Regions from separate parts of the Homo sapiens genome. Here region 2 is linked to region 1. Evidence: read pairs that join two places in POLR2A ChIA-PET (ENCODE). Cell type or tissue: PC-3. All regions are shown on one strand.

Region 1 (5,000 bases):
TATAGAGATGAGGTTTCACCATGTTGCCCAGGCTGGTCTCAAACTCCTTGACTCAGGCGATCCTCCTGCCTCAGCCTCCTAAAGTGTTAGGACTACAGGTGTGAGCCACTGCACGTGGCCAACCCTGGGGTTTTCTTTGTGGAAACATGTGTTAGTCTATTTGCATTGCTATAAAGGAATACCTGAGACTGGATAATTTATAAAGAAAGGAGATTTATTTGGCTCATGGTTCTGTAGGCTGTACATGAAGCATAGTGCCAGCATCTGCTTCTGTTGAGGGCCTCAGGAAGCTTCCAGTCATGGCAGAAGATGAAGCGGTCCCTGAATCACATGGTGAGAGAAGGAACAAGAGAGAAGGAGGAGGAAGTTCCAGACTCTTTCAAACAACCAGATATTGTGTGAACTCATAACTGAGAATTCACTCATTACTGGGGAGGATGGCACCAAGACATTCATGAAGGATCCATGATCCAAACCCCTCCCACCAGGCCCCACCTCCAACATTAGGGACTACATTTCAACACGAGATTTGGAGAGGACAAACATCCAAACTATATCAGAAGGTTTTTAATTGCATATTCAATTTCTTTAATAGATGTAGGCCTATTTTGGTTATCTATTTCTTCTTGAGTGTTGTTAGATTGTATTTTTCAGTAATTTGTCCATTTTATCCATATTGTGACATTTCTATCTGGTGTAATAAGAATAGTGTTCATATCAAAGTTCAATTTCTCCATATCTTTTCCAGGTAACTCTCCCTTTGGTGCTTTGAAGCAATATGGCGTCTTGACTGGCTGCCATGGCCCCCACCTTTCCTCCTAGGCTCAGCCCTTGACATAACTACTCCTCACTACCCTCTCATCTTCCCCCCACCTTGTATCCCTCTAGCATTCCTCACCTGAAGAACTTAGGCTTTCTTAAGTCTCTTTAGTTAGCAGGAAACTATCTAATTTAAAAACCCTCTCCAAGTTGTTTATTACTTAAGGGATTAGTCCTTCCAAGAGTATTTATGTTTCAGAAGAGAATGTCTAGATAGGATTGTGCATAACAAAAATAAGTCAATTTTTAATGGTGTTATTGTAGGCTCTGTGACAAGTAGGGGAGGGAAGCACTTTGGGAAATGGACTCTCCTCTCTTTCAAATATTATTCAAGTACAAGTTTGCGCCTGTTACTCTTCTGCTTTAAGACTGTCTACAGGGAGTTCTCCTTGTCCTTTGGTCAAAGTAAAATGTTCAACACAGCCTTGCAAGATCCTGCCGCTTCTCGGAGCCATCAGACCCACTCTTGATGCTCTGCTCTGGTAGAGCTCTGCCCTGGCCCTCAAACTGTTGGACTTCTCTGAGAAAGCGATAGGTGTGCTCAGATTTTAAGGATGAGGTGGAGAAGTTCAGAGAGAGGGCATTTGCTATGGAACTGAGGCTACCAAAGTGACGAAGAGAATGCATCCCTGTTCTCTAGGAACTCAAGGTTTAGTGGCCTTATAGAGTGGAATAGCACGCCAACAGTGGGGCCAGTGACTGCCAGGCTGACTAGAGAAGGCAACTCTCACTGTGGATATAGTCGGAAACTGGCTTTTCTGCTTCAGCGCTGTGGACCAGCAATTGACCTTTCTTCCCTAAAGTTCATTCACTTGATACCTTCCAGAAGGAAGGTCACCCCCTGCCTGGGTTGGCTATGGGCCAAACCCCTGCCCACTCCAAAGTGTGGCTTGGAATGCCATGGTCTGCTTATTAAAAATCAGATTTCGGGAGGCCAAGGCGGTCGGATCACGACGTCAGGAAATCGAAATCATCCTGGCTAACACGGTGAAACCCCGTCTCTACTAAAAATACAAAATATTAGCCGGACGTGGTGGCGGGCACCTCCCCGCTACTTGGGAGGCTGAGGCAGGAGAATGGTTTGAACCCGGGAGGTGGAGCTTGCAGTGAGCCGAGATTGCACCACTGCACTCCAGCCTGGGCGACAGAGCGAGACTCCGTCTCAAAAAAAAAAAAAAAAAAAAAAAAAAAAAAAAAAAAAAAAATCAGATTCCTGTTCCCCAGGCATCCTGAATCATCAGGGATGGAGTCTCAAAATAAATGTACATTTATTTATTTTTTATTTTTGTATAGACGAGGTGTCGCTATACGTTGCCCAGGCTGGTCTCAAACTCCTTGGCTCCAGCAATCCTCCTGCCTCGGCCTCCCAAAGCACTGGGATTATAGGCCTGAGCCACCACGCCGGCCTAATTGTACTTTTATTTTTTTGAGACGGAGTTTCACTCTTGTTCCTCAGGCTGGAGTGCAATGGCACGATCTTGGCTCACCGCAACCTCCGTCTCCAGGGTTCAAGCGATTCTTCTGCCTCAGCCTCCCGAGTAGCTGGGATTACAGGCATGTGCCACCACGCCCGGCTAATTTTGTATTTTTAGTGGAGACGGGGTTTCTCCATGTTGGTCAGGCTAGTCTTGAACTCCCGACCTCAGGTGATCCGCCCGCCTCGGCCTCCCAAAGTGCTGGGATTACAGGCGTGAGCAAGTGCGCCCGGCCTTAAATGTACCTTTTAAACCAAGTTCTGCAGTAGATTCTTAGGCATTAAAGTTTGAGAGCCATGTTTCTGAGGGGCGTCATGCTGAAGGCTATATATTCTTGCGGCCCCCGGACCGAGCCTAGCCCTTGCATTCCCACCCTGGGCTCTCTCTCAGCGACAACTTTTCCCAGGCGTCGGGGCTTCCCTCGAGCGTGGCGACCCCGCAGACATGGTGCCAAGAGCCAGGGTGGGCGGCGGGGCGGGTGGGAGAGCGGCGGCGCTGGGGGCGAGGGCACCATGCGACCGCGGGCGCCGGGACCACAGCGCGCCGGGAAGGAGGCCGAGGCGGCAGGAAAAAAGCCGAAGATACTTGGGGGGACCGAGGGGCCAAGCGACGGAGGGAGGAACAGAATACAGCCTCGCGCTGGTCCCGAGCACTGGGACGCGCGGGGAGAGCAGGAGGCCGGGCGGGGAGGTTCGGGGCGGGGCGCGCTACCCGCAGTCCCCGGAGCTCGGCTAACTCGGCGCCCAGTGCACGGCCGCACCATGGGGTCCCGCCACTTCGAGGGGATTTATGACCACGTGGGGCACTTCGGCAGGTATGGGGGAGGGGCCCCGCGGCGCCACGCGGGAGGCGGCGCCGAGGGGTCTGTTTCTTTCCGTTGCGGCGGGGTTCTCGCGCGGCGCTCGCGATCCGAAAACATCTCCACTTCCTCCTCACCCCGCGCAGTCGGGACACGGGCGTCCAGACGCCGGCCCCTAGCTGGGCTTCTCCTCTAGGCCTCTGGCAGCGGGACCTGGCATGGTGAGCAGAGGCGCTGGGCTCGCTCGGAGTGCGCCTGTTGCCGGGCAGGAGGGACCTGGTGCGTGCTCTCCGCGGCAGCAGATGCTGGAGGCATCTGGCTGGAGATCTGGCTCGAGGGGCCAGATCTCACTCGTAGGGGGTGCCTGTGCCTGGCCGCCCGTTTCTCTAATCCGCCGCCACTTCCCTAGACGGCTGCTGCCCAGTTCTGCCCTGCGCCTCCGTAGGGCCTCCCTCTGTGCCTGGCAGGTGTTCCCCAGGGACAACCGTTAGTCAGAGTTGGTTGCCGTTTATTAAAACCTAATACGTGCCAGGTACACTGTACCTGGCGCTTACACATAGTTCTTCATTTGATGTTCACCGGGACCCTGCAAAGGAGGTGTTCAAATCCTTATTTTAGTGATTGGGAAACAAGCTGGCGGGGTCAAGGACTCATAGCCAACGCATGGTGGAACCACGTTTAACCTCCGTACACCCTCTTTTCATTTGTCAAATTGATTTAAAAAATTTAAATTATTCATTCGTTCGTTCACTCATGGACAGAGCTCCTCTATCTGACTCAGAGTGTTTTGAGAGGGGAGGTAGCCGGGTGAGGGGCCATGCAGCGTTATGGCCGGAGATTTGGAGCTGCGTCTCGATCCTGGCCTGCTACTTACCTCTGATATGATTCTGGAGATACTTTGTGTGTCAGTTTCCTATCCAGAAAACGGGAATCAGGCTTAGCAAAGAGATGATGTGGTGCTGTTCTTCAAGGTGGAAGGTTGCATGCGTTTTGGTTTTGATTCCCAGTGTCTGCAAAAAGGAGCTGTTAGGACAGAGGAAACGGGCAGGAAGCCCCAGCTGTTCCCTTCTTCCTCTGCTTGCATCATTGAACGCTGCCTTGTGCCTGGCTCGGTCATAAGCCGTTGGTACATGTTACTTCCTTTAATCTTCACTACAGCCTTATAAGGTTGGTAGTATCACCCTCTTTTCACAGATGAGAAAACCAAGGTTTCTGCCTAAGCACAAATCTAATACTAGCAGGGCAGAATTGGATGCCATTGGATGCCCATCACCTCCACAGCCCACACTCTCAACCATGATGCACTCCTGAGCACGGTTAGGTGACGGCTCCTCAGCTGGGCCAAGCTCTTTATGTATGATCTCATTTCATCCTTCTGGAAGCAGAATAGCACAGAGGTTAAAAGATCAGTTTTAAGGCTGGATGTCTAAGTTCCCACTCTGGCGCTACCACACATTAACTATACGGTCTTGAGCATTTTATTTACCACTTTCTTATCTGTAAAATGGGGCTAATAATAGTACAAATGTTTTCAAATAGGAGTAGTGAAAATGTGTATATGAGGACTCTGCATGCAGTTTCTCATCCTTACAGTAACTCAATGAGGTAGGTGGTACTTACATCTTAGTTCCCCTGTGTTTTTTAGGGATTAGCTGAGGTAATTATATTAGTTGGTGTTTGACTAAAGTGCCCAATCAAACAGATTCCTCAAATGGAAGTTTATGCCTCTCCAGTAACTGCCCACAGCAGGATCTGTGCCACGAGACCATTCAAGGACCCTGGCAGGTGGGACAGCTCTGTCATCCACTGCATGGGGCTCCCTGTCTGTGCCTGGAGCAGCTGCGCACCCATGGTGACAGCTCACTACGGTGAAGAGGGGGCAAATGGGTTTGAGGAGACAGCTCTTA
Region 2 (5,000 bases), 700 kb before region 1:
CATTCATTCTGTATCAGTTTTTCCACCTAAGTAGTTTTCCAGATAATTGTAACTTACTTAAAGTGCTTATTTGTTTTTATTTAACAATTTTAAAGAAAAAAATTTAAGTCTATTATACATTTCTCTCTGCCTTCTTCAAAGTGTATATTAAAAATACTGTTCACAGCAGAATCATCAGGAACATCAGTTCCTGTACAGTGGTATCACTGTACTGTAATGCTCTCAGTTGGAAAACCACAGAGCTTCTCCCTCCTGCAGAGTGAAGTATATGAGCTTTATGATGGTATTTGCACTACTGCTGAACCCTTTTCACTTCCAGGTTTTCCCTTCAGTAACACATGGTTCCAGTTTGTGACGTTTGGCAGCCAAATAAGTGCAATGTAAATGAGTAAGGCTGTCGGATACCAATCATATGTGCAAAAAGGATTCAGAGAAGGGACATGGGTGTGATTGACCTAAGTTGTTGGAGAAGGTTTTCCTCAGAAGGCAGAACTGGAGCTAGAGGAAAAAATGGACCTGCCACTTGACACTCAGAATCTATACCACATTTCCCCTTGCTCCTGTATCTTGCTCTCAAGTTTCAGTAGCCTTTGATCAGCAAGCTAAATAACGAAATTTAATAGAATATATGAGAATATTACATGTAGTAAGGGAATTTTGGTTTCAATAAATTTTGTTTCACTTAGAGGGTAGAGAAAGAGAGACAGAACTGGGTCACATCAAAATATATGTCATAATTTTTATTGCTCAGTGGTCAGAAAAATTTGAAAAACATTGCTTTGTATGTGTGTTTTGTTAACAAACTAGGTAGTAGATTACATAAGTTGTCTACCTCTCAGTCCCCTCTCTACCACAACTAGAGTTGTAATACATTCGGCAAGTGGTAGAGCCACAAGTACTGACAATAGGTACCTGGAAGCTTCCAGATCAAAGAAGCTATCTGATGAGGTATTAATAACATTAATTACATTAATAATAATGTAAATATTATGTTGCTGCTAAAATAAATCATCTCATGGAATTACCTACAAGAATCTTATTCCAAATAAAACTTTTTTCTTTAAAAAACAATTTTAGAAGAAAAAACCCATAAAGGTACTTTAAAGATGAAAATATCTATTTTCTACAAAGAAATAAATATAATTTTTAAAAATCCAAATAGAATTTCTAAATTAGATGGAAGAAAATATGAAAGAATGAGGCTCACTTTAGAGTTGAGGAAGGGATGTGTGTTGGGGGGTGGGGGGCGGCAATGAGTAAAACCAAGGATTCTGTTGATTAAATATTTAAAAATAAAAAGTCAAATGTAAATTTGACTTATTTTTCCTTAATGACCACATTAACGCTTTTCAACTAAAGCAGCATAAAGACAGCTAGGGACAGGAAAGAGGCAGGAAATGAAGATAAACCACTAAAGTAGAGACAAAGGATGGAAATCATCTTAAGAGGTTTTCTTCTTAATCACCTCCTGTTAGCCAGAGCTACATATTAAATCAGTGTTTGTCTAACTGAGGATTATTCTACCAACGCAAGGGACTTACAAGGAGAACTAGAGCTGCAGGGAGAGATGTTCCATGCAGTTATGTGCCCATCCGTTCCTTACAGTGAGTCCCTCTTCAGTGCACTGTGTCTTTTCTTCTAATACAGGAATCCCCAATCTTTTTGGCACCAGAGACCAGTTTCAGGAAGAATTTTTCCATGGATGGTGCCGGGGGAGGGCGGTTAGGGATGATTCAAGTGCATTACATTTATTGTGCACTTTATTTCTATTATTATTACATTGTAATATATAATGAAATAATTATACAACTCATCATAATGTAGAATCAGTGGGAATCCTGGGCTTGTTTTCCTGAAACTAGACAGTCACATCTGGGTGTGACGGGAGAAAGTGACAGATCATCAGGCATTTAGATTCTCATAAGGGGAGTGCAACCTAGATCCCTCATATGTACAGTTCACAATAGGGTTTGCACTCCTAGAAGAATCTAATGCTGCCACTGATCTGACAGGAGGTGGAGCTCAGGTGGTAATGCAAGTAATGGGGAGCAGCTATAAATATAGAGGAAGCTTTGCTTACTCACCCACAGCTCACCTCCTGCTGTGCAGCCCAATTCCTAACAGGCCATGGACCCGTACCAGTCTGTGGCACAGGGGTTGGGGATCCTTATTCTAATAGATACAGGAGAAGTACATTGACATTAAGTTTTATTTTAAGGTACATTGGACCACTTCATTTTGCCATGATATTTTAAAATTTTAGCATGTTCTTTTTTTAAAGAACAGACAGGAATTCTCTACCTGGGTTGGAATAAATGGCAAAGTTTTGGTCTCATTAACAAAAATATTTCATATCAAGCCTATGAACAGCTACTTTAAAACACCACTTATTGTAACCCGTGGGCCTCAGACTGAACTGACCCTAAACTAAGGCTGCTGTTTTAGATAAATCATTGTTATAACTTGAGTGCCATTAGGATTTTTATGTGAATAGAAGAAAAAGATAAGGAGAAACATTTTTCCATGCACCAAGAAACACATATATCCTGATTGATGTCTAAGTCTTAGGCATTACAAGAAAAAAAAGCATTCAAATTCTCAAGCTCTGATTTGCTGCTATGGATAACAGTTTGTTTTATAAGTCATATTGCTTAAAGTTTTAAAAAATGAAAAGGAGGATCTTTGCTTGTAAATAGCATAGTTTCTGAAAGTAAAACTTTAAGGTATCTAACAGTTTTTAAAAAGCAACATGAAAAAACCAAGTCCTTACCTTACAAAAGAACTGGACATGAGCCCAACAAATCCAACAGCAGCACCCACGACAGCTGTTTTCCGACAACCAAATAGGTCTGTGAAGACGCTGACTATTGGGCAGCAAAAGAAAATCATCCCCATGGAGAGAGAACCTACCCATGCTGTAAAAGAAGGGAAAGCGTGGGGGGAATTATGACATGGTAAGTTATATTTGTATTTATTCCATTGATATAATACACATTTAGAAAAATTTTATTTTTAGTTTTTTTGAGTATAGTGCCTAAGCTTAGTTCTTTTGCCATGGAAATTGACTCATACACTAGTAGAATATTTGCTGACCTGGATAATAGTTACTGGGTATTTATTTTATAATCATTTATAAAACCATAGATATGTTTAATCTTTTTTTCTGAAGGTATGTTATATTTCACAATAAAAAAATTGAGAATCAGAAGTCAGATTCCATAAAAACTCAAAAATGAAAACCAACAGGAAAGAAATATTAAATACAAATAATCATAATTCTGTGCCAAAGAAATGAGTAATCTGACTTCGCTGAGGAAATCAAGTCTGTAAGTCCTTCTAAAATATATAATAAACTAATGGAACCTAAGTGAAAATGGGCTATGGAAAAAACAGACATGAGTCATATTCCCAGCTCTACAACTACAACGTATTCTTGGTCAGGTTACTTCCCCTCTGAATGAGTTTTCTTATCTTGAAAATGGATCAAACACATACCTTTCTAGAATTATTAAAGATTAGAGAAAGTGTATATAAACTTCAGTATCTGGCACATAAGCACTTAATAATTTAGAGTTTAACACTGATGATGACAACAAATTGTCTGTCTTGGTAGATGACCCTGAAGCTCTATGCAGCTCTGGAAGTCTCCTAGTATACTACTCTATTTTCTTAGCAAAGGAAGTTAAGCCCTATGCAAATGATCATCATTTCTAGAAATGAGTTTCATATTAAGTCCAAACGAAACTTTACCATACTAATAATTTAATTTTTTGCCTTTTTTTTTTTTTTTTTTTGAGAAAAGGTCTCACTCCGCTGCCCAGGCTGGAGTGCAGTGGTGCAATCTCAGCTCACTGTGATCTCGACAGCCCAGGCTCAAGCAAATTTCCCACCTCAATCTTCCAAGTAGCTAGAACCACAGGTGTGCACCACCATGCCTGGCTAATTTTTGTACTTTTTGTAGAAACAAGGTTTTGCCAGGTTGCCCAGGCTGGTCTTGAACTCCTAGGTTCAAGCGATCACCCACCTTGAGCCCAGAAATTTTTTGCCTTCTTACATTTTAAAGTATTATGAAAATTATATGTATTTTAGTCAGTCATATTTCTTTTGTGTGTGTTTCTTTTGTACAGACAGGGTCTCACTTTGCTACTCAAGCTGGTCTTGAACTCCTGGCTTCCAGCAATCCTCCCACCTTGGCCTCTAAAATGCTGGGATTGCAGGCGTAAGCCATGGCCCAATCAGTAAGCCATATTTCTATTTTCTTTCTTCCCTCACCAGAAAGAAGACTATAATCTTAAAACACAATGAAGAGACTGTGTAAACACTGTCATCTTGACTTAGATGGTGGTGACAGGGATTCAAAAGTAGACAGTAGGAAGGAGCTGATTGGCCAAATATATTAGCACAATCCAATCAAGACATGCAGAGCCTTACAGTATGGAGAGCTTGAGACAGGTTAAATTTTCTTTTTTTAATGAGACAGGGTCTCGCTGTGTCACCCAGGCTGGAGTGCGGTGACGCAATGTTTGCTCACTGCAACCTCTGCCTTCTAGGCTCAAGCCATCCTCCCACCTAAGCCTCCTGAGTAGCTGGGACTACAGGTGTGTGCCACCACACCAGCTAATTTTTGTATCTTTTGTAGAGACAAGGTTTCGCCATGTTGCCCAGGCTGGTCTCAAACTCCTGGGCTTAAGTGATCGGCCCACCCTGGCCTCCCAAATTGCTGGCATTACAGGCATGAGTCACCACACCCAGACTAGTAAGAATTTGTTAGTCTACTATCTTATACAAAAATTTTACTAATCTCTAATCATTTAATTTCATTCAAAAAAGTTCAGACATCTATGGTTTAAGAAACAATCTAGGCTGGGTGCGGTGGCTCACATCTGTAATCCTAGCACTTTGGGAGGCCGAGGTGGGCTGATCACCTGAGGTCAGGAGTTCCAGACCAGCCTGGCCAACATGGTGAAACTCCGCCTCTACTAAAATACAAAAATTAGCCA

The links. ChIA-PET counts read pairs that join two places held together with the same protein. Peaks named below come from ENCODE experiments on the same cell type or tissue, not always from the same donor. Only the 100,000 strongest peaks of a DNase experiment are listed, where the experiment ranks them.
Region 2: POLR2A ChIA-PET joins it to region 1 with 14 read pairs; 2 of 35 experiments call an interaction of 5 or more read pairs at or near these places.

What each region holds. Positions count from the first base shown.
Region 1 is chr6:110,474,630-110,479,629 of GRCh38, reverse strand. SLC22A16 (solute carrier family 22 member 16) reads left to right here and starts at 3,017. Exons shown (of 8, transcript NM_033125.4): 1 at 3,017-3,108. The coding sequence starts at 3,056. It overlaps LOC105377938 (a long non-coding RNA gene), which reads right to left and starts at 4,113. Exons shown (of 2, transcript XR_942860.3): 1 at 3,968-4,113; 2 at 194-321. In PC-3, no CTCF peak of the experiment used is centred here; no DNase peak of the experiment used is centred here.
Region 2 is chr6:111,170,610-111,175,609 of GRCh38, reverse strand. SLC16A10 (solute carrier family 16 member 10) reads right to left here. Exons shown (of 6, transcript NM_018593.5): 2 at 2,771-2,915. Among named protein-coding and RNA genes, the nearest start is that of SNORD166, 59 kb to the right of the region's middle. In PC-3, no CTCF peak of the experiment used is centred here; no DNase peak of the experiment used is centred here.